Linked DNA regions of Homo sapiens: regions 1, 3 and 4 are each linked to region 2. Evidence: chromatin contacts called from ENCODE Hi-C data. All regions are on one chromosome and are shown on one strand. Each heading gives the region's core, a stretch centred on a gene start or an enhancer-like site at or near the end of the contact. The rest is flanking DNA. Distances are from core to core; before and after follow the strand shown.

Region 1 (5,919 bases), core at 158-2,657, 7.0 Mb after region 2:
TTAAAAGTTTATAAAGTTAAAAAAGCACAGTAAGCTAAGGTTATTACCTTATTTTTAATAAACTTAGACTAAGCATACCGCATTTATAAAGTCTACAGTAGTGTACAGTAATACCCTAAATAATATCGTAGGCCTTCACACTCACATACCACTCACTGACTCACTTAATAGCTACCGACAGCCCTGCAAGCTCCATGCGTAAGTGCCCTATTCAGCTGTACCATGTTTTCTTTTACACTATATTTTTACAGTATCTTTTCTGTGTTTAGATACACACCATCCTTTTACAACTGCCTACAGTATTTAGTAGTTATACTGTACAGGTCTGTAGACTAGGAGTAACAGGCTATCCCATACGGCCCAGCTGTGTAGGTTTGTGCAAGTACACTATGATGTTCACACAACCACGAAACGGCCCAACCATTTCTCATAACTATACCAGTTCTTAAGGGGAGCATGGCTGTATTAAGCCACCACCTTTTTTGTTGTTGTTGTGGTCGTTGTTGAGACGGAGTCTCACTCTGTAGCCCAACCTGGAGTGCAGTGGGCGATCTTGGCTCACTGCAACCTCTGCCGCCAGGGCTCAAGCGATTCTCGGGCCTCAGCCTCCCGAATAGCTGGGATTACAGGCGCGTGCCACCACGCCCAGCTAATTTTTTGTATTTTAGTAGAGAAGGGGTTTCACCATGTTGCCCAGGGTGGTCTCGAACTCCTGAGCTCAGGAGATCTGCCCGCCTCGACCTCCCAAAGTGCTGGGATTACAGGCGTGAGCCACCGCGCCCGGCCTAAATTATCACCTTTTAAGACCAGCATCCCTGGCAACCCCCCAAGTCTCAGCTCCTAGTAACAGAAAGACCCCTTCCACAGAAGCTGAAGGGTGGACCCAATGAATTGGTGTGAGAAACTCCATGCCACTTTACCAGCGCACTCTTCGCTGAAGTTTATGCGACTGTCATAGTGGGGACCGAAGCTGTTCAAAAGGAAGTAGATTATCCTTCCCCTACGTACGTGGGAAGGGGGAGGCTCTGGGTTATCAAGAGGGTGAAGTGGGAGAGCCAAGCGGCCCACCCACAGGCGGATTCCAGGGCGGCTGGACGCACAGCCCCCAGCAGCCGGAGCCCAACAGCTGAGGTCGCCGCCCCTAGACAGCCCGCGCTCCAGCCAGCTCAGGGACCCAGCGGCTAAGCCTTCTGTCCTCCCAGCTTCCCACGCAAGTTCCGCCAGGCCAGAGGGAACGAACGACGAGACCCTGCAGCTTTGGTGGCTGAGAACCTCACCTCACCGCGCTACCGCGCAGCTTCTTACCGCGCACGAATCCCCCAGAGCAGCCGAGTTGGCGAGCCGGGGAAGACCGCCCTCCTGCGGTATTGGAGACCGGAAGCACATAGTGCCCGAGAGCGCGTCACTTCCGGCGTCACAGACGGTCTTTACAAGCGACTCGTGGGCGTCAATACTGGGCTGAGTTTGTGGCGCGCTTAGTGATGGGATGGCCCTGTGCAGGACGCCGACACGAAAAGATGAAGAGTTCAATCCGTGCTGTCTGAACTCACAGTGTAGCAGGCGAGATAGACGGGAAGATCGGTAGGGTGGGAGATGCCGGAAAGGCTTCCCGTGAGACTGGATAAGAAATCAAAAATCTGGTGAAATTGCCGGCAAGAGGGAGTTAAGGACATTCCAGGCAGAGGCAAGGTAAAGGCGCGGTGGGAGTGGGTCACTGTGATAAAAGTCTGAAAAGGACATTTGGGGGCTCTCTTGGGTGAGAGGCAGTGCCTCATGTCCCCCCTTCAGTGCTCGTTGAGCATTCAATTAAAATGTTAACACTTTGTAGCCAAACAAGTTCTCTTTTTAAGAGGAAAACCCTGGATTTCCAAACGGCTCATTTTCTGTAGCTTCTTGCAAATGGATACCACCACCAGCTGTGCCTAGTGAAAAAATGCAATTTACCAGGACCACTACTCTCAACAGTTTGCTCAATCCATTTAACCTTTTGAATATTTGTCCACTTCTTTTTATCTCTGTTGGCACCTCCTCCCTTGTCCCATATTGTACCTGTAGTTCTACAACTGGTCTGGGGATTCATTCTGCCCCAACTCCCTGAAATCCATTTTCCGTGTCGTAGGAACGGAACTTTTGAAAATGTAAATCATTACATTTAAAGCAGTACTGCTGTACTGCTTTAAACTCTCCCTTCGCTTCCCATTGTTTTAGGATGAAATTCGAACTCCTTATGAAGTCCCTGCCTACTTCCCTAGCCTCACCTTGCTCAGTCTCTCCTTTGAGCTCCGTGCATAGGATCATTTTTTCAATTTCTCAAATGCCGTGTGTACCTTGCCATCTCCAGGCCTTTACATTTGCTAGTCTCTTTGTATGGTACTCCTTTTCTTCTTCCAGTTACTTTCTACTCACCCTTCAAGGCTTTAAGTATTTTATTCTCAAGAAAGCCTTCCAGCCCCCTACCCCCATACTAGACCAATCCCCTACTGTGTGCTCACGGCAGTCTATACTTTCTTATGACACGGTTCACATTTGTAATTACACAATAATTGTGTAAGTTTATTGTATCCTCATTGCCTGGTACATCCTTGGTGCTCACTGCGTATTTGTTTTTTTGTTTTGTTTTGTTTTGTTTTTTGAGAAGGAGTTTGGCTCTTGTCGCCCAGGCTGGAGTGCAATGGCGCGATCTCGGCTCACTGCAACCTCTGCGTCCCGGGTTCAAGCGATTCTTCTGCCTCAGCCGCCCAAGTAGCTGAGATTACAGGCGCCCGCCACCGCGCCCGGCTAGATTTTGTATTTTTAGTAGTGATGGGATATCGCCATGTTGGCCAGGTTGGTCTCAAACTCCTGAGTTAGGCGATCCGCCCACCTCTTCCCTCCAAAGTGCTGGGATTACAGGCGTGAGCCACCGCGCCTGGCCCTCGTATTTGTTAAGTAAATGAAGAATAAGTACTTTGCGATGTTTGTTTAAAGCAAACTAGAAAGTGGCCCAGTTTTCTTTAAGAGAAGGGATTTTAAAGTCAGTGCTTGTAGGAATGTTGAGATTTGGTATGGTACATATCACAAATACCGTAGTTCATATGGTGGAGAAAGTTTTAAAAGACAACAAACAAACAACAGCAACTTCCAGCTCTTGAAGATAGGGAACTTCCTAAAAGATGTGTGGTAGTGCTGCCCATACTGTAATGATCTCAACCAGCTGGTTTCAGGGTAGTGACATTTCATGAAGAGGTTTTATCTTTGGTAGATGCAAGGTACTTACACATAACATACCACTAGAGGGCGCATTTAACTAAAACTTTTCTTTTTAGTGGTATATTGCATTTTAAACTGTAGGTCGTTCATTCTTGGAAGCAAAGGAACATACCGATTTCTTTTTGTAGCGGTATGTCCAATAAAGATTAGTAGTTGAGCAAATAGGGCGTAGAATAAGTCCTTTGGAATTCGGAGGAAACTATTGCTACTAATAGCTAACTTTACTGAACATTTTATAGGTGCCAGCAGTATGCTTAATGGTTTGCATTCGTTACCTAATTAGTCCACTCAGTATTCTGTGAGGTTGGTACTATTATTTTCTCCATTTTGCAATGAGGGAATAAATTCACAGAGCTGACGTAACTTATCCAAGGTCAGACAGCTAATAAGAGGTAGAGTCAGGATTTGAACCAAGATCTCAATCCAAACCTGTGTGCTCTGCTACTTTGAAATACTGCAGAGGATTGTTTGTCTACTTGATCCACTTTAAAACACTTTACTAAGTTATCCTTGCCCAAATTCGATTTTTTTTTTTTGGAAAGTATTTACTTTTACAGTTCAAGGGATTATGTTTGTATTCAGTTTTCCCATCTACTTATTGAAATACTGTAAATGTATTTTTTATAACAATATTATCAGGAAGGTAAATGTTAAATAAGGAATTCTGGTCGTCTTCTCAATTTTCCTGCTGCTGTTTCTTTTCCAGTCCTCAAATTGCTGATTTATAGCTTGATTCACTGGCAGAGACAGTGGAGTGTGCTTATTCCATATTACCAGGAATTGAAACCACTACCATTAGAATTTTAAATCTTCATTCTTGCCCAGATTCTCTCTGAATATTAGGCGCTTGGCCACCCTAGATGAAGTGACCAATAGGTGATGAGGACTAGAAGTGTCCAAGGCCCAGCCTGGGTGGACCATCCCTCTAACTGACTCACACATTAGAGTGAACAGCCTCCAGGCAGCCAGTTTACCTATAGAGCAATTTGGAACGGAGAACAGTGAATCTGGAAAGGAAGGCTGGGATGAGATTTTGCCAAATTAAAGTGTTTTTAAATGTGAAATTATAGTGTTCAAACTTTATCCATTAGAGCTTAAGCAATGAACAACTGTGGATAGTGTTTTAGATCATACAGGAGATCCCATAAAATAGATCTGGAGAAGAGGATTGTGTGGAAAACTGTACCTAATGCATTCTCCGGGCAGTTATTGAACTTTTTTATAGTATGCAGAAAAATACAGCAGAAGAGAGAGGAAAAAAATTAATGACCCTGCTGTTGGAAATAAAAATAAGATCCAGACCAGTGACATTCTGACATCTTAAAAACCTGTCAGTGATATTTTTAGCTGCTTTAGGATCCTTACAATAAGGCCCATGAGTAATAGGATTGTGAGGGTTTTTTTCTTTATACATAATTTTACAGATATTCTTTAATGGGTGTGTATTACATTTAGAATCATTATTAAAGAGTTATTTTTAATCCATGGGAGTTTTGACACAGCACATGAGAATTTCTAATTATAGACTCATAGAAATACATACCTCTTAAAACCCTATCTTCTTGTTTTACAGATCAATAAATTAAGTTTCAGAGAAGTTAAGTGATTGCCATAGAACACAATGCTAGTGACTGAATTTTGTTAACTAACATGCTTTCATTTGCATTGTTGGTTTTCTCAGTAACAAAATTACAAGCAATACTGCTTTATTTCAGAAGTGAAAGAAAATCTATTGGAAGTGTGGAGCAAGAGAAACCTATTAGTGGAAGTTACTTGAGGTTCCTAGGCAATAAGGAATAGGAATAATATAAAGTTTGTGTTACCCTCTGAAAAAGCTTGAATCTCTTTCATCTTCTTTGCTTAAACGTGATAAAGAATAGTGTTGGAACACTAATCACAAAAATGATGTATCCTTCTGACTCATCTTACCATCTTGTTGTATTTCTCAAATTTGAGTTCCTAATCATGTGTTTCGGTGGTTAGGATGTTAAGTGCTTCAAATGAATACTTAAACCTAAATTACAAACAAGTGGCAAGATTTGCAAGCTCTCCTTTATTCTCTGAAATGCGTACTTCCTCCTCCTTATGTCTGAGGAAATCATACCAGATACGGGCCTTAGACTGTCCATTCCAAGGAACAATGAGAGGTCTTGCAGTTACAAATGGAATTCTGTAAAATAGGATAGGTGAGGAAAAAGCACTTTTTGATGTCTACTATTTGCCAGTACCTTAAGTGCTAAATATATACAAATGACAGAGAGGTCCCTGCCCTTAAGCAGCCAAGAGCCTGTGAGAGTAAGACAGATTGCTAAACCACTAATAAGCTGATGTTATAATTAGTGAGGGAATTATGGTGATATAGAGATTACAGATAAAATATTTCTTCCTGGGAAGTTTTAAGAAAAACTTCACAGTAGAATGTGTTGCAGACAACTGGAGAGAGGGATCAGGGAGGTGAGGAGGAGGAGTCAGTAAAAAATAAATACATGTACTCGATCTAAAATCCTCTCCAATAAGCTGAAATGCTTTTGCAGATAAGACTGACACACGCTGACATATACACAAAAAAGAGATAAAAATTTATGCTAGTACTTCATAAAAGGTCAAAGTGAACATAACCAAGTGGCAAAAATATTTCGTACTGATTTAGTAACTACTATATAAAATAAT
Region 2 (6,303 bases), core at 3,367-5,866:
ACCAAAAAATATCAAATGGATGTATGTGAGTGGTCCTTGAAAATGTGCACTGTACAACCTGTGTAAAATTGCAAGGGTTATTTCACCAATTAATCAGCTATGTGATATATTCCTAGATACAACTGTGGTAAGCTACATGAAAATAAAAATTCAGAAGTCTACTGAATTGTTAAAGGTTGCAATATACTTCAGAATAACATTTAAAACATTTTTTTTTCCAGCCTAGAAAGATGAGAGTAATATAGTGGATGTTAAAAAGCATGTTGAAAACAAAAAAAATCCTCATCCTTTTTTTTTTTTCTTGAGATAGTCTCGCTCTGTCACACAGGCTGGAGTGCAGTGGTGCCATCACAGCTCTCCGCAACCTCTGCTTCACAGGCCCAAGCGATCCTCCCACCTCAGCCTCCCAAGTAGGTGGGGCTACAGGGGTGTGCCACCATGCCTGGTTAATTTTTATATTTTTGTAAAGAGGGGGTTTTGCCATGTTGGCCAGGCTGGTCTTGAATTCCTGGCCTCAAGTGATCTGCCCAACTCGGCCTCCCAAAGTGCTGGGATTATAGGCATGAGTCACTATGGTCAGCAAAAAAAATAAATAAATAAATAAATAAAATCCCCCAATATACAAAGTTTGTTTTAGAGTGTTAATGCCAGCAGTGGGGATTGATATATTTTGGTTACTTTTTGCAATTTGTGCTTAAAATTTGTTTCATGTCAAAGCAATCATACTGGCCACAATTTTGCATCCTGCTGTCTTAATATGGGCAACTATAACCAAACTACCATAAACTGGGTGACTTAAACAACAGAAATTTATTTCTCACAGTTCTGGAGGCTGGGAAGTTAGAGAAGAGTGCCAGCATGGTTGGCACAAATTAGGCCCTCTTCCTGATTTGTAGTTGTCTGTTTTCTTGCTGTGTCCTCACATGGTGAAGAGCAAAGAAAGAGTGGAAGCAAGCTGTCTAGGGTCTCTTGTTGTAAAGGCACTAATCCCATGCAGGGCTTCACCCTTATTATTTAATCACCCCCCAAAGGCCCCACCTACTAATATCATGTCATTGGAGATTAAGGCTTCAATATATGAATTCTGGTGCGGAGGGAGGGGGGACACAAACATGCAGTCTATAAAATGCTTTTTAATTTTTTGAGACAGGATCTTGCTCTGTTGCCCAGGCTGCAGTGCAGTGGCATGATCTTGGTTTACTGCAACATCTACCTCTTGGACCCAAGTGATCCTCCCACCTCAGTCTCCTGAGTAGCTGGAACTACGGGCACACCCCATCACACTCAGCTAATTTTTAAATTTTTTGTAGAGAAGAGGTCTCACTATATTGCCTAGGCTAGTCTCCAACTCTTGTGCTCTAGTGATCCTCCCACCTCAGCCTCCCATAGTGCTGCAATAACAGGAGTGAGCCACTGTGCCTGGCCTCAAATGCTGTTTTAACTTAGACAATAAACATTTTCCATTAGAAAGACTAGTCTAATGGCTCTTTAGAACAGCTAGATAAAATTCCACTAAGCATATATAACAATTGATCAATCTTATCGTCTGTAAGACTGCAACAAACTTTTTACCATTATAGGTATTACTACAAATAACGTCTTTGTCATAAAGCATTTTAAGGGCAATTTAAATGAAGTAACTGTTTACAACATTCACTTAAATGATATTTGTTATGGGGAAGGCGAGAAAACAAAACAAGGTCCCAGCTGTGGAGGAATTTATAGTCTAATTAGGAAAACAGTATATGTTAGGGGAAAAAAAACTACAATGAAAGCATACGACACTTAACCTTGTTCAGAAACAGTAATTTCTTAGCAGAAAAACTAAGCAGAACATTTTGCAAAAAATATGGACTGAACTGCGAAAAAGTGATATATCTTAATGGTTTAAAGAGTTCCAGGTCAGTGTGGGTATCGTACTTTTTGTTGGTCTTGAAAGCATTTGAGAACAGTTCTCATTCAGGACATTTCAACTCATCACAAAGCCCGAATGGTAAGCAACCAAGACTTTTCTCAAAGATTATGCTCCTAATTCCCTTGCTGAAACTACTGAATTTCTTTTCATCTCCATCTATCTTTTCTTCCCTTTCATAACTGTCCCCTTTCTTTGTATCTTTGTCAAAGACACTCACCTATTTTAAATAATGGAAACAGAGAAATTACTGTACTTCAAGGCAGGCAACCAATAGATAATAATATTATTCTACCAAAAAAAAAAGACTGGGTGGCACTACCTTAAAACATATATCCATTTTAATCATTAAATAGCATTACTTATATAACAGATTTTTCACATGTAATTGAGAGAACTGTGTGAAACAGAACATTAAAAGATATTAATCAAGAGTTATTCATCAACTTGCCATACAACAAATAAGGAACACTGCACTCTGTGATCTATTAAAAATGATAAGCAGATAATCAAAACTGCGATTTCTTTTCATGGTTTTACTCTAGCAGGAATGGATTCCATTCTGATAGTAATTCCAGTTTTACTGTCACATAGAAGGAGATACTTTGCGAACCTCAATGACTGCCAGGTTTAGGACAGATATTAAGAACCACAGTGTCAGAAATGAAAGAGTACAACTTCACAGAATGTGTTGTCTCTGACAGGTTGATAGCCACTTACCTTCTCCATCTTTTCTTCCTCAAGGATAGCAGCTGCTTCCCACAGATACACCAACAGGCAATTCCAGCCCCTCTCTACCACACTTACCATTTGCAGGTGCCTGTGGCTTGTCTATTTACAACCTTGTCCCTACACAGCAGAAGCGGAACCCTTCAGGAAGTTCTGGATTCATCCTCAGCAGGATCTGTTTCACAAACTATTCTCCAGTCCCACCTTCCCTCCAGGTATTCTGTCAGTACTTACGATTCCCAGATCTTCTTTTAATTGTCACGCTGTTCGTCCCCTCACAAAATCAAGTTTAAACTAAAAAAAAAAAACAAAAAAAAAAACCCTCATACACTCAGTCTGTGTCCCCTTTCCTGACATAAAATAACTGGCCCTGTGCATGCTTCTTTTGGATGGCTGAGAACCCCGATTCCTTTGGGCCATTTACAGCTTGGATACCATACGCTCCAGGTACTTTGATAAGCAGGGTGAAATTTAATATCTATAACAACGCCTGCCTACTCAACCTTCTTAACTTCTCCCAAAACTTCCTAGTTTCCCTTCCCAATTCCAACTTCATAACAAAACATCACACTATGGCACAAAGTGAATTCATGGATGAAATTACTAACAGCTACAACTTAAGTAAGGACCCCAAGTCGTGAGACAAATTTCTGGGTTGAAAGTGCTCTGTATATCCATTTCAAGCCTGCCTCCAGTACGATGTCTCATTATAATCAAATAAAAAGGCAGAAAAAGTTGAATGGAATAGAGTTTGGAAAAAACACAAAATTAAAAGTTGTATGAGAGTTTCACTTATTTGCATCTGATATAAATATCTATACATCTATAGAAAAAAAAAACCCTCATACACTCAGTCTGTGTCCCTTTTCCTGACATAAAGCAACTGGCCCTGTGCAAGCTTCTTTGGGATGGCTGAGAACCCCGATATATCGATATATTTATAGATAGACGTCTACATATCTATCCAAATATCTATATCTATCCATATATCTACCTATCTATCTATCTATATATATATCTATATCTATCGATCGATATCTATCTATATCTATCTATCTAGACTTCCCTGGTGAGGGAGTGAACCGCTGCCTGACGGGGGCCAAGACTGGCAGAGCAGAGACGCGGTTTGTACATGAGGGGAGGTGGTGGCCAGAGCAAAAGTGAACCGCAGGCTAGGCAAAGACCACAGCACACAGCCATACAGGTGTCCAGGACCGTCAGATCCCAGAGCATCTATCTATATAGATAGGTATCTATATGGAAAACGTCCATATTGGAACGTATTAAAGAGGCAGAATTTTCTTCCTGGGTTCTCTGCTCTTGGTAGATGTTCTTCCGGCTTCAATTGCCACCTGTGAATAGTGAAGAAACTTCTCACTATGAGATTCCATTGCCCGGAAGGAGGGTAGAGCTACGGTACCCACTAAGGCAGGGAACAGAAGCAACAGACGGACAGGTCTGTGGAAATGAGGATATGCTAATAAGGGACCGAGTCAGGAAAACTAGAGGGTAACAAGAGGGCGTCAGTTAAGCTGAGACAAAATGACGGCCAAAGGTGGTCTTTACTCTCTCTAAATCACCTGGGTCTGGAGTCGACTCCCATCGCGCACCCTCACTCCCACCCCTGGCCCCCTCCCGCCCCCCACCCGCCCCCCTCCCTCTCCCCTCCCGCTCCCCACACCAACGTGTGCCTCCGTCACCTCTCAGACAGTGGATGCGTTCCTGTTGAAACCACCCAATCTACCTCAGGGTCCTCGCAAGCGCAGCCACCACGATCCGCCCGCCCACGTACCTGTGCTGCGCCTGCGCCTCCTCCGCTCTCTCAAGGTCAGCACCGCCCCCAGCCCACAACCTGGCACCCACGGAAGTTGCTTTAGAGGACGTCCTGCGTATCTTCACCTCTGCGTGGCGTGGGGTCGACGGCGCTCTGGAGAAGGGAGGAACTTCCTGTCCCGCGCGCGCACAACTTCCGGCAGAGCCGGAAGACCCTCTCTTTCGCTGTTTGAGAGTCTCTCGGCTCAAGGACCGGGAGGTAAGAGGTTTGGGACTGCCCCGGCAACTCCAGGGTGTCTGGTCCACGACCTATCCTAGGCGCCATGGTGAGTTCTTCTGTGAGGGCAGGAGTGACAACGGTGGGGCGAAAAGGGCGGGGAGGTCAGTACTGTGAAAAGAGCCATCAGGTGCTCTGCTCAGAATGGAGTTGAGACGTTGGGATGAGCTGCTGGGTAGGACCCACCACCTATCTCAGGGTGTCTGAGCCCCTGAGGAAGCAGCATTACGCCTACCTGTCTGGGAGACTAGCGGGCCGGAGGCAGGGGCGTATCTGTCAGGGAGTATGGACTGGGTAGCCTGCCTGTTCATGGCCCATTTACTGTGTATGGCCTGTGGCGCCAGGTGATCCCAGAGTTGACCTTGCCGGGTCAGTCACCTCTTCTGCGCCCCCTTCTCCATCCGCGGAACAGTGGCCAAGAACTTCAGATCTTAGAAATGCTTTTAGCCTCTCCAGGTGGACACAACGGGTCTCCTTGTATAAGATCAACACCTGTCATTTAAAGAAACGGTAGTCCCCTTATTCTTTACACTTAGCCATTTCATAATTGAAAAGGGTGTCAAATAAAAAACCCGAGTTTAGTAAGGACAGACTTTATTCGAAAGGAATATTGCAGGGGTGTGGAGGAAGGTTGAAGGAACTGTTGCAGTAGGGAGAATGACCGTAAGATTTGCATGCACCTTAAAGGTTAGGCAGAAAGGGTTTGTCTTTTGTTGGTAGGGGTAAATAAGATGTCAGGAATTGGGATGAAAATATGGGTATGATCCGGCAGTAACCAGATAATGTTTTACCCTGAGCCCATGTATTCTGAGGAGGAGCTGTTAGGAGAGGTTTGTATATGTTGTTTCAGACTGAGGGAAGGACAAAATTCAGGTACCCGAGAGAAGAGAATCTTAAAGTTTGGTTAATAAGTATTTTGTTCCGATTGATCTGTGGGACAGGTACTTCAGCAAGTCATTTACGAAGCAAAGGATGGGAATTAGAAGGGTCTAGTTATGGCCTTGTTATAGGTAAACAAGGGGTAGGGGGGTATGGATCAACCCTTAGTCTTATCTAAGTTCTACAGGAAAGATGATTCTTTGCAGTAAGCCAATTTCTCAGAACACAAACGGGGGCAAGGGGTTTCTTAACCTTTGCTGTTTTTCAAGATCACGGGGCTCTGGTGAAGTTCATTATTGTCAGTTTCTTCACCGTATACAAGATTTCAAACCCTCACTTGCAGAGGCTTCTGTCCTGGAATTTAGCTTCAGTTTGTCTTATATTTTCAGGGCCAAATATTGCCAACATTCAGTTAATGTGTGTGGTGATTGGCTTTTGAATGACTTTTAGAAACTTAGCTGAATGTAGAACAAAGACCTTCAAAATAATGTAGTTCCTGGTGCACTTTACCAGATAACCTATCTCTTTAAAGTTTTTTTTTTTAAGCCTCAGTGAATAATATGGTTTGTATTAAGAAAGTTGTTTTTCTTTTGTATCAGTGAAATTAGACAAGGATAGGGAAAACAGAACTGGGAGAAACCAAAGCCTAGTAATCACTCTTCCATCCCCATTTTTACAGAAGAAAGAATCTGGGGTCTAGAAATTGACAGTGATTTTTCTAAAGTAACAGTAG
Region 3 (6,280 bases), core at 2,316-4,815, 6.3 Mb before region 2:
GTCCAAGTGTTGGATCTCTGTTTGAACCAATATTGCAAAAGGTAGACACATGTCACAGTACTTATACTGTGTGTATAAAATACTGTTTGACGTTTAACTACAAGTGGCGTTTAGAAATTCTGGCCCCTTTAGGCCTAGGAGCCAAATTAGGCCCTTGGTTTAATATCATTCAGCTGGCCTTCAGACTTTTTTTTTTAAAGACACAGTGTCTATTTCCTGCCCCATCCTTCAAAGATAGGAGAGATGCACACGCACGTGTGTATGTGTGTGTGTGTGTGTGTGTGTATAAATATTAATTATTTGACAGAAGCATCCAGTGATGAGACTTGAGGGCTGTTCTTACTTCCATAGCATTATTTGGGAAAGAAGCAGTAATTAGTCCCTCTGATGACAAATTTAGCGCTAGAAGGAAGAAACAGAACAAGCCCCAAAGTGAATATGGTGAGAAAAAAATGAGAAGCTTAGGAGGACATACGGAGATGTCCAATCTATCCAGTACTGTACAAGGCACAGGCTGGGCAGATGTTAATTTCGGGATGAAGGAGTCCTTAAGGAAGCAAGTTGGTCAAGAGAGGAAAGGTTCAGAAAAAGAATAGGTGGACAGTAGATATCGGTTAGCCATAGAAGTCAAATGTGCTTTGGTATCCTAGGAAATTTGGTTTACTTAGAAGGAAGACCATACGTCTAAGGTTGAACAAGCAGGATTTAATTTTTATGGAGGACCTACTGTGGTTTATACCACAGTATATATGTTAGCTCATTTCCTTCTTCACAACATAAGTGCTATTTATTTTTCTTGTGCAGATGAGGATACTGGGAAATCGGAGTGATTAAGAAACTACTTCAAGGGTACACAGCTAGTAAATGGTAAAAACAAGATGCACATATAAGTCTTTCTGCAAAAACTGTATGCCTTTTCTACAATACCAAGGTGAATTAAATTGCAGAACTTAGTCTAATACTTTTAACCACATTATAATTTCATAAAGCAATCTACTTTCAGCTAACACAAAAGAAAGATACATTAAGTGAAAGAACAGTACAAGGGTGGGAAGACATTTAGAACAGCAATATCACTGAAAAAATTTAAACATAATTATAAATTATTTTCAGTAAAATAACAGTGCCTAAAATTTCAAAGCATTTCTAGAAACAATCTAAAGAGTGCTCTTTTTGTCTAATGAGAAACAAAGTTTTCATTATTTTCCTCTCAAAAGTGATTTGGTATCAATCATTAGAGTGATTCATATGAGAAAGTCTTTCTTCCTCCTCAAAAATAACCAGACAGTGTATTTTAAATTTCAAAGTAATTTTGATAGAAAGTATGAATTAAGTGAACTTAAAAGTTCCAGGGTTATTTTACTTTTAAGCAGTAACATGCCCTTATAAGGTGAAAAACAGTACATAGTACATTATACAGATATATTTTCTATTAGTATATTCAAAGAGTCAACTACAAGAGTAACAGATGATGTCTCATTTTAGTTACATTCTTGAGAGAATTCGTTTTGTTTAGGGTTTATTATTCAAAGCCAACACAGAATTTTTTATTTTACTTTCTAAAAAAGTTTTATTTAAATGGTGAAAACCCTACTTTAGGGTAATATAATCAAGATACATATAATAAGGAAAGTACTAATAAATAAAAGCTATACTATTGGTTTCCCAAAACGCAATGTTTTTGAACATCAGTGGAAAATGTGGATGCTTATTACGAAATCTTCAGTTCTGAATTTTGATTATGAAAAGTAACCACATTTGATCATCTTTTCAATGACTTTCACGTGATCCACGCTTTATGCTTTAGGGAAGCAAGAAAATGTTAGGTTATATAATTCAATTTTACTTAATAACGCATAATAAAATCTGGATTTAGAAAACAGAATAGGGGTTTATTTGCAGTACTGAAGGTTCGCTGTCTTTACAATAAAATTGACTTAAACATTCAAGTATTTGAACATCCTAGTTCCTTTAAATTAAGAATACTCAAGAGTTACCCGGTGGCTCACGCCTGTAATCCCAGCACTTTGGGAGGCCGAGGCGAGCGGAACACTTGAGATCAGGAGTTCGAGACCAGCCTGGACAGCATGGTGAAACCCTGTCTCTATTAAAAATACAAAACATTAGTCGGGCGTGGTGTCGCGCACCTGTAATCCCAGCTACTCGGGAGGCTGAGATAGGAGAATTGCTTGAACCTGGGAGCCGGAGGTTGCAGTGAGCCGATAGGCACTGCACTCCAGCCTGGGCAACAGAGCAAGGCTCTGTCAAAGAAAGAAAGAAAGCAAAGGAAGGAAGGAAAGGTAAGAAAAGAAAATAAAGAAATATACTCTTTAATATAAATTCACCTCATACTAGCAACTTAGGTATTGAACACCTGCAATATACGTAATCAAACTTTCCAATAATGAGAACATCTTGCACATCCACAGGTATTTCCAAGAATTGAGGCACAACGGAATAACATAAACCAAAAAGTCCACAAGGTGCATTGTCTGTCACACATACATTGTAAATTCAGTTCAAATGTTCATTCCCAATATTTCAACAACAACAACAAAATTTTTTAATAAAGTCATTCGTCAAAAAAGAGGCTGGCGCCTCCAAAATCAAGCTCCATCTAACTCCTGAGTCAAATAATGATATGAAGTACCCGAGACGGACCAATTTTTTTTTTGTCAATATTTAATCTGAGGCTTTGGAAGTGGAAGAAATCTTAAAATAGCCACTCAGTCTTGTTTCCAGCCTTCAGGCAGCTGAAATATAAACCCCAGGAACACAGACCCTCCCTTCAGCGAAAAGTGTATGTGTGTATGTTTGTGTTTAAAGGCCTATAGCAGTCAGAGATAGGATCACTGCCGTTTTAGCAGTTTAAAAAAAAAAAATTCTACTAGAGAGGAAAGAATGACACAATTTTCTTCGTCACAGGAAAGTGGGCCTGGGGTATCCCAGCCACCTTCGCAGACGCTAAGTTATGGAAAGCAGCCAAAATTCTGGTATCAGGATGAGGCGTCCCCATGGGTTCTATGGAAACGAGAGACGCGGGGGGCCTAGCGCCTTCCAGGCGGCGGGCCGAGCGGCAGAGCTGCGCAAGCAGAAGCGGGGGAAGTGGCTCAGCCCAGTACTGCAGAGGGGCGCTCGGTGGCAGTCCCCGCAGCGGCACGGGCGAAGCGTCGCGGGGTCTGCAGCTGCAGCCCACCAACTCCGGCGCCGAGCGCGAAGTCGGGAGAGCTGGAACGAACTGCAGCTGGAGAAAGCGCGAGAGCCAGACACCGCTGCCGCTCACCCCAGCCGCTTCCTTCCTAGCCTCACAGCCGGGAGGCAGAAACTTCGGAGGTACCGCCCGGCGAAGAAACATCCCCACAGAGACAGAATACACTGTGTCTTCCTAGCTGAGCCCCTTTACCTTCCCGGTGTCTGGGATGCTTCCTTCGGTGGCAGCGGCGGCAGGGGCGACGACTGCCGCTGCAGCACTCAACTGCTTCACGAATCCGGGCTCTGGGAAACAATTTCCCGCCGCGCGCTAGGCAGCCCCGGAAGCGATAGTACCATTTCCGGGTGGTTGTCAGTGACGCTCCGGAGCCGTCGCCAGGGTGGTAATACCTGGTGCAGAGCTTGAGTCTGGCCAGCGGGTCAGGCTCTTGCTAGATCAGCACCGGAGGTGGAAGACTGGTAAGTGATTTTACTGGGTTTTCTCCTGCGCCTGATATTAATGGCTGGCCGGGGCTCTGTGCAGCATTATGGCCAGCCCGAGAAGTGAGTGGGCGAGGGTGGAACCAGAAGGAGTCCCCATCAAACCCCGTGGCGCTTGACACCCAGTGCAGCTGGAGAAGGCCCTGGGATCCCGGCTTACCGTCTTATCCACTCGCAAAATCTGTCTCCGACTTGGAACTCGACCTCGGGTCACCAAGTGTCCCTGGGCGAGGCCGAAGACACCGTGTACCGTGACTCGGCGTTGTGCCGAGTTTCTCTACCAATGATCAACGAGTTTCCTATCTCCCATTGGCAGCGTTTGGCCACTCTTGATTCCTGAGTACTGTTTCCGTAGTTCTGGGGTGCCGTGCCTGGAAGGCAGGAGGTTGGCTGAAGAAGACATCTTTTACAAACATTTAGGAAGTGAGATGGGGAGGTTCCTTCCTGATTTAGAATTAATTGAAGGTTCCTCCCGCCATTTGAATTGGATGAGAAGAACGGTCTTTGTTTTCATGGCTGAGACATAAGAGAACAAGCTTGTAATTTCATGCTTGGGCATTAGATGCATTTTTGGAAAGCAGTGATCAGTAAGTATGTGTGCTTTCAGAAAGGAATGCTTGCGTTCTGCTCCAGGCTTTGTCGATAATGAAGGATTCAGGAGAATTTTGGATGGAGGTCTGAGGTAGCCAGAATAGTTGTAAAGAGAAATTGCTTCCGACAAAGGGATAATGTGAGGAAAGGTGCTCATTTAAGATTTGAAAGATGTGATGTAGTGAACCTTGGCGACTTCTCTTAAGTAATGCAATTTCTTAGGTAACTAGTTTTCACTTGCCACCTTATATTTAGATAATTACCTCCCCACCAACCCCCGTAAAAGGCAGCTGACTGTTATTTTTTCAAAACAGTCAGTTCCCGAAAGAGTTGTAGGTACTATTGCATTTTTTTTATGGGTATGCTCCTCATACCCATAAAAACATTTTCTTTATCGGAGCATACCGATAAAGAAAAATGCAATATGTTCAATTCAAGGCCCCTGTTAACACCAGGCCAGTGTCTTCTTAACCTTTTGAGAGTAATGCAACAAACCATATTTAGGACAGCACATTGATTTTCTGGCCTTGTTGGTTAATAATTCAACAAACTTATAATCGCCCCATTAATCCCAATCTTGACATTTTGTTGAATCTTGTATTTTTTCTTTATTTCTCCAGTTGAAAGTATTATAAATTACTTCAGGGATATTATGTATTATATCTGTACAGCAACTAGTTTTTAGAGGCAGTGATTTCTCTCTTTGAATTGCTCTTGAATGTAGCCAATCATTAATACTTACCCCAAGTAGATACTGTCTGCCAGGCACTTTACATTTATTATTTTATTTAATGTTTAATAAAAAAAGAAAATCACAAAAATTGTATTATTTCTATTTTGCAAAACATTTTATACTGAGACCCAAAGAGGTTGTGATTTTCCATAAATTATACAATTAAATGGCACAATTAAAATTTGAATCCAGTCTACCTGACTCTAAATTTTGGCTCTTTTTACTGTGCTCTATACCTTTATAAGTAAACATAACAGTATCATTATTTTCACTCCAGGTAAAAATGGATAGATAGTATGTCACATTTAGAAATCAAGTGGATAGCAAAACTTGAGGATAAAAGGGACTTAAGGGATGTGTTCATCACCATAAGGTAATTTTGACATCTAAATAATGCAGTTTCTTTAGTGCCTTTATCCTTGGCCAGTTTTATTATCCTAATTCAAACAAATGCCTATACTGTACATTAGCATAACACTTGGGGCAAATGCAGAAGATCTGGAGACCATCAGCAAGCATATTGGTGACTGAGTCCAGAGTATCAGCTAACTATCTCTTTAGACAGCTTTTCACACACACATTTGTATACATGTATATTTGTGTGTGCATGTGTGTGTGTGTGTGTAGGGAGAAAGAATGAGTAAATGAGCACAAATTCATAAAATTCAACTTTGTAATGATTTATAAGGAATTATTAGCAAAACTGTGCTGTTCCACTCACGTAACCCTCAAACAGATGGGGATTATCACATAGTTTCAGGAATATGCTTTATTAAACCTGCCCATCCCAATACCCAATTCTATATAGAGAAACAGAAATAGCCTAATTTTCAGAGAATTTACAAAAATTTAGTTGAAATGACCAATACTAGAAATGACATAGAAGTTAATTCTAAAGAATATCCTGTTTTACAACTGTATAGGTATAGCTAGCCTGAAATACTAATGTGTATTTGATTACATTGCATTGACTTGTAGGCAGATCCCGTAGGCAGATCTCAGGGATATTTTGCTATCAAATTTCAGTGCTTATGAAGTTTGGGATTATGTCTGTTTTGTTCGTCATCTCAAACCCAGCATCTAGCACTGTGCCTGGCGTGTAATAGAAGCTCAATAAATAAGTCAGGAACCATGACTCATGACTGTAACCCCAATACTTTGGGAGGCTAAGGCAAGAGGATTTGAATCCAGATCCTCTAAATTTTGGCTCTTTTTACTATGTTCTATACTTCCTTTAATAAATAAACATAGGTCACAGTGAACTAT
Region 4 (6,160 bases), core at 2,534-5,033, 7.3 Mb before region 2:
AGTGAAACCGTTTGGGTCTGTGCTTCTCTTTGTTGGTAGTTTTAAAATTACCAGTTTACCCTCTTTACTTCTTATAGGTCTATTCAGATTGCCTATTTCTTCTTGAGTCAGTTTCAGTAGTTTCTGCCTTCCTAGCAATTTGTCCATTTCATTTATCTAATTTGATGACATACAGTTGTTGTATGTAAGTATTCCCTTGTAATTCTTTTATTTCTTAAGATAATGTAACCATTCTCTTTCATGATTTTAGTCATCTAGCTCTTTTGTCTTTTTTCTTGTTCAGTATAGCTAAGGTTTGTCAATTTTGCTGATTTTGTCTAAGAACCAATTTTTGGTCTCATTGATTTTCTCTACTATTTTTCCATCCTCTGTTTCTTTAATTTCTGCCCTAATCCTTATTATTTCCTCCATTCTGCTTGCTTTGCAGAAGCTTGTTTGGTCTTCTCAGCTTGTCTCTCCTGGTATGGAACCTCTGTCCTACTAGAGAGCTAGGGCCAGGGCAATTAGGGCCCTAGGATTCTCAACTTTCCGCACTTGGCATAAAGCCTCTGTCCTGTAAGTGGGGGCTGACTGAAGTAAGGGAGCCCTCAACTTCTCAGCTGCATTCATTAGGAATTTAACCTCTCCAACTTGGATTAGGAGAAGATGAGAAATCTCACAGCCTGTCCCTTTTGGTGAGATACCATAACTGGTGATTGGGAGCCGAGGGGGAGTAGTCCTATCTTCTTGGCCACACCCACCTGAGTGAAACCTCTGTCAAAACTATAGTTCACTGCCACAGACCCTTCTTGCTATTCTTACCAAGTTTTCATAGATTTTCTTGAATAAATGTTTCTTCATTTGGTGTATGACCTTAGGACAGTTTCCAGACACTTTAAGTGTTTCAAATATTTAATAGTTTTTATGTATAGTTTAAAAAAGAGTTTTCATTTGGTTTGCTTGTTTTCTTGGGAGTTGATCTACAAAGCTCTTGCGTTGTTATCCTGAAAGTAAAACCAATTTGCTATTTTCTTCCTACAATTATTATCCAGCTTAACTGCTCTATCTTAGCCTGCAGAGTTTTAGAAATGATAAATCACAGTGTCAAGAATCTAACAGCATACCAAACTGGTATAATCATAGAGAGAGGAATTATTTTAAGTTTAAAGACCAACATTTTTACTATATAGTTGAATATACCTAAAACAAAAACTTCAAAGAAACTGTAAGCTGCACTCAGGACTAGCATTATTTCTAGTAATATTACAGTCTTATTTTCAAACACATTGATATATACATATTATATGTTTGGATAAAGCAAATAAGTAATTGCATTAATGCATTTAGACCAAAATATTTGGCATAAAACAAAAAAGATATAAGTATAAAAATCAAAGAATAAACTTGTAATCTTAAATTTGAATGGAAAGTATCAGTATGATCTCACAATTTATTTTTCTCATTCTAAAATATTATATACTTTCTAGATTTGTCCACTGGAAAGGTCTAGATGCAATGAACACCCTAACACTCAGACTGTGGTCTCTAAATACAAGATGGGACAGGAAATATGTATTGTGGACATGGAACTCTGTTAAAGCAAGCTGTCAAATACTAATGGGGATGGGTCAAAAGGACTCAGAACCACCTGAAGGGGCTTCCACTGGCCAAAGATAGGACAGTTTGAATATTAACAAGTATGTGAATGCAAAAATTTTTTTTATTTTTTATTTTTTAAAAATTTTTTTATTTTTATTTTTATTTTTTTTTCGAGACGGACTCTCGCTCCGTCGCCCAGGCTGGAGTGCAGTGGTGCGATATCAGGTCACTGCAAGCTCCGCCTCCCAGGTTCACGCCATTCTCCTGCTTCAGCCTCCCGAGTAGCTGGGACTACAGGCGCCCGAAACCACGCCCGGCTAATTTTTTTGTATTTTTAGTAGAGACGGGGTTTCACTGTGTTAGCCAGGATGGTCTTGATCTCTTGACCTCGTGATCCGCCCACCTCGGCCTCCCAAAGTGCTGGGATTACAGGCGTGAGCCACCGCGCCCGGCCGTGAATGCAAAAAATTTAAGCACAAATATAGAAAAATCTATGCATTCATACTACACTAAAAAAAATAACAAACCTATATATCTCAGTCATCTTTGGAAGTTTCTGGGATGTTGTGATCCACATTCGGATTCCCTTTTAGGAATGAACAATTGCCTCTGCTGAAGACAGCTGCTTTGCCCAACACCATGCCCCATTCTAGGAGCAGCCCACAACCAGTGGCCATCCAACATGCAGGTGGAAAGGTCTGTTCTCCTCACTCCTATTGGAAAGCAGCTCTGAAGCACCATACTAGTTTGAGAACTGTCATTCATAAGATGGCAACAAAATTCAGCTTCTCCTCTGCACAATCCTGCTTCCTTCATTTGCCTTTGATTACAAGAGCACTCTGTAATAAAATGCCATCTAGTCAATTTCCAGTACTGCCCATTCTCTAAGTTTAAATCACAAAGATAACTTTAAGTAATATTTTCAAAAAATCCCATGGGCACATCCAGACTATGTAATTTTAATCATCAGGAATCTACGAGAAAGGAAATACAACATATGATTACAAACACTCTTTAGTGCCAGATATGCTTAACACCAACATCTGTGTGACCACAGTAACACCGAGTGATAATAAACTAATATTACAATTAATAACCAAACAATTGTCTAAGCAGCACTTTTTAAAACATGGATCATCCTAAAAGCATCGCGTAAGGTTGACAGTAGCACCTTTGGCTTGGGAAAGTTTCAAAAACTGTTTAAGTTTGGGATTCAGCCACATTACCAACACACACACATACACACAATTTCTCTGGAATACGGGGGAGTGAATCAAGTTATACCAACGATTCCATTTGAATCAGCACTAACAGGATTATCACAGACCTGGGTAATAAAAATAAACTTTCTTCACTTCTCACCCAAACATGAATTCCTGCAAACTTGAGGTGAACTGGAAAATGACTTTTGGAAAGCTAACACGCTTTTATGGAGATGCAGAATGTTATTTTACCACACAATTAAACCAAACGGGGGTATGGACTGAAAGTTCATTAGTCGTGGTAAAATAATTTAGCGAATCGAGGTCAGTATTAAAAAAAAAAGATCTGCAAAGATGTTTTCAGTGTTTCACTATTGTTTTACATGTTTGCATAGGTATGTGGTGTACGTGTGAGTACACGGGGCCTCACATAAAATGTATTTCTTTCTTTGCATCGGGGTAAAAGGTGTTTGAAAATGTCTCAGGTTCTGCTCCCCAAAGCCTGCAGCACAGGCGGCGGCGGTGAGGTCGCCGATCCCCAGCGGGGCGCCCCTCCCCTGCCTCGCGGTACTTACGAAGGAGTCGCTCACGACCAGCACCACATTGGGCGCTTTGGCTGCTCTCCGCCTCTGCTCCCCTGCTCCGGGGGCCAGTACCGCCAGCGCCAAGGCTGCGACCACCGACACCCACAGCAGTAGCATCGCCGGTAGCGGTTCTGAGAGCCTGCCGCCGGGCCAGCCGCCTCCCTCTGGCGTTCTCTCCCTAGCAGAGCAGGGCAGGGACAGCGAACAACTCCCAAAGCTTGCAGTTTGGTTGCTTGATAGTAACGCCGAGCTTCACCCGCAGAACTACAACTCCTATCAGGCGGAGAGCGCGCACATGCGCAACAGAGAAATTCCCGCTTTTACCCACGTTAAGACCTTTTAATCAAATACCGAGCAAATCAGAACCCAGCCACTTCCAGTCACGTGAATGAGTCCTGGGAAAGGCGCATGCGCTCTCATTGCAGCCTCGGCGTTTGTAGAAGAGGAGCATCTGCTCCAGGTGGGTTTGGATTTCTGTCGGTTTTGCACAAGGGATCCTAAAGGCGATTGAAATGGTACTTAGAGAAAGAAAGGATCGGGGCCGGGGCTGTTCATTTTGGGCCGCGCAAGCGTGGCTGAGTGTTCGGCGAGAGCGTGAACTGGGCGGCGATGAGGTGGCGGCGCGGCTGTCACTTAAGTTGAATAGGGCGGTGCCTTGTGGGGCCTCTGGGTGGACCGCCTCAGGTGCGCCGTGAATGCCTTAGACCCCCCCGAATACCTTCCCAGGGAAATCTCTAGCCTGTCTCATCTTATTGCTTCTCTTACCCCGTGCAGTCAGGATTTACTGTGCTCCCATGGGGCGAGGAGCGGGGCCTAGTAAGAAGTTTCAGGCTGTAGGCAGGGGAAAGCATAGCTGTTCCTTGCCTTCAGAGAGCAAAGGAGATAAGCGAAACTGGAGGGGGAAATGGGCTGTGTGACATGTTCAGTTAGTTGACGTAGGTTCAGAATATCATTGTTTTGCTGCAGAATAAAAACCGGTCTCTTTTGACTGTTGAATTCCTTTGGAGAGTTCTGGAAGAAGCAGATTTCTGTCCCAAAGCCAAATTCCAATTTCTGTATCTAGTTTCGGGTATATAATTTGCACATCACACTAGTAGTTTTAATATTCTGACAGTTAAAAGAGGAGTTATACTACTTACTTAAGTCAACTGAATACTAATATCTGGCAGGTTTTTTTTTGCCTAAGATAATTGTAGTAAGGAACAGATTTGTTTATTTAATACTCACATGGCACTTAGGTGCTGAGCGTTATACTAAGCATTTACTGAGCATCTGCTGCGTGCCACGTACTTTTATATGGAATATTTTCTATAATCCTCACTTTCACCATATTGCAGATAGGAAAACAGGCTTAGAGAGGTTAAATGACTGGCCTGAGTTTACACAGGGAGCCAGTCAGAGCACGACTGAAAATTGAAGAGTCTGTGCCGTAACTCACTAAATGCTCTGTCTGCAGTTAGTTTATCTGTTAGTGTAGCAGAATTGTTACTCAAGCAGCATGATAAAGATCTGCGGGAGCATGCAAAAACGTAAACAGTGTTGGGCGCGGTGGCTCACGCCTGTAATCCCAGCACTTTGGGAAGCCGAGACGGGCGGATCACCGAAGGTTAGGGGTTCGAGACCAGCCTGGCCAGCATGGTGAAACCCCGTCTCTACGAAAAATACGCAAAATACTGGGCGTGGTGGCGGGCGCCTGTAATCCCAGCTACTAGGGAGGCTGAGGCAGGAGAATCACTTGAACCCAGGAGGTGGAGGTTGCAGTGAGCTGAGATCGCACCTTTGCACTCCGCCTGGGCAACAAGAGCAAAACTCCATCTCAAAAAAAAAACAAAAACAAAAAAACCCCTAAACAATAGTCTCAGTTTACATGAGTTTAGATTTCAGGGAAGCAAAACCAAGCATACATGAAATAATAATACAGCACGGAAGGTAATACAAGTGGGCTCTCTCATAAAAACAAATTTGTTTTGAGTTAATTTGGAATGTAGAACGTATTTTCTACCATAGTGACAATATTGACTGACATTTAAATTCATAAAAGTTATATTTAATTTTGTGTCTGATTCCATAAACTGTGCTTACTCTCTACAGCCTTGTTTCCACAGGACATGTACTCTGATGACAGGCTTACAAGAATACATCTTTTTCTTCTTTCTCCCCTTGGCAGTGTCAATAGGAGCAGGTGCTGCAGTGATTTGGAGCAAGACAGATATTTTAGAGCCTTAGAGACGTTGTGCTGGAAGAATCTAAGAGGCTTCTAGTCCTACTTCCCATCTGACATTCAGTTTATCCTAAAACATTCCTGCTGAGTGGATTGTCCAGCCTGTGCTTTTTCATCTCCAGTGATGGGAAACACTTCCATTGAGTACCTCATTCCACATTTATATAGGTCTCATTAAAAGTTCCTATTTTAAGTTGAAGTTAATCTTCCTCTATTTTTAACCATTCATTAGTGCATTTTTCTTCACTTTTACATGGATAATCTCTCCCTTTCAACAGTCCTTCCCCCAACTCCCTCGCCACCATTTATTTATTTTTCCTAGTCCCCAGTTTCTTCAGCTAGTTCTCATAATTTCAGGTTTCCTCATTGTTTTGATTACTCTTTTGTGAACGTACAACATTTTTGCTAATCAGTAATTCTATGCTATCAGAAAAGGTACTCAAGAGAATGTAACCATTTGCCTCACTGCCTACTTCCCTCCCGCCATTTTTCACTCCTGCATGCTCTCCTCTAGAATACTGAGTTCCGAAAGCCCTCTTTGGAAAGTGTGGGTCACAGATGCTTCTGTGGCTTGT

Evidence for each region. A loop is a pair of places that touch in the nucleus more often than their neighbours do. Pooled maps may share reads with other maps.
Region 1: a pooled map shows a loop between it and region 2 (13-fold over the local background). The contact joins the promoter of CKMT2-AS1 here to the promoter of TMEM161B in region 2. A Hi-C loop is called at or near these places in 8 of 50 pooled maps.
Region 3: a loop to region 2 is called in a pooled map, with 6 times the contacts of the local background. The contact joins the promoter of KIAA0825 here to the promoter of TMEM161B in region 2. A Hi-C loop is called at or near these places in 4 of 50 pooled maps.
Region 4: a loop to region 2 is called in a pooled map, with 13 times the contacts of the local background. The contact joins the promoter of SKIC3 here to the promoter of TMEM161B in region 2. A Hi-C loop is called at or near these places in 5 of 50 pooled maps.

What each region holds. Positions count from the first base shown.
Region 1 is chr5:81,297,057-81,302,975 of GRCh38, reverse strand. CKMT2-AS1 (CKMT2 antisense RNA 1) reads left to right here and starts at 1,407. Exons shown (of 2, transcript NR_034123.1): 1 at 1,407-1,689. ZCCHC9 (zinc finger CCHC-type containing 9) reads right to left here and starts at 1,389. Exons shown (of 6, transcript NM_001131035.2): 1 at 1,278-1,389. RefSeq lists enhancers at 81-870, 878-1,057, 1,208-1,307, 871-1,660.
Region 2 is chr5:88,267,158-88,273,460 of GRCh38, reverse strand. TMEM161B (transmembrane protein 161B) reads left to right here and starts at 4,616. Exons shown (of 12, transcript NM_153354.5): 1 at 4,616-4,740. The coding sequence starts at 4,738. It overlaps TMEM161B-DT (TMEM161B divergent transcript), which reads right to left and starts at 4,579. Exons shown (of 3, transcript NR_039995.1): 1 at 4,434-4,579; 2 at 2,876-2,935. RefSeq lists enhancers at 4,450-4,639, 4,330-4,829.
Region 3 is chr5:94,615,889-94,622,168 of GRCh38, reverse strand. KIAA0825 reads left to right here and starts at 3,565. Exons shown (of 21, transcript NM_001145678.3): 1 at 3,565-3,669. It overlaps SLF1 (SMC5/6 complex localization factor 1), which reads right to left and starts at 3,500. Exons shown (of 21, transcript NM_032290.4): 1 at 3,404-3,500. RefSeq lists enhancers at 2,779-2,888, 3,279-3,458, 3,769-3,948, 3,687-4,551.
Region 4 is chr5:95,552,600-95,558,759 of GRCh38, reverse strand. SKIC3 (SKI3 subunit of superkiller complex) reads left to right here and starts at 3,783. Exons shown (of 43, transcript NM_014639.4): 1 at 3,783-3,824. ARSK (arylsulfatase family member K) reads right to left here and starts at 3,659. Exons shown (of 8, transcript NM_198150.3): 1 at 3,356-3,659. The coding sequence starts at 3,481.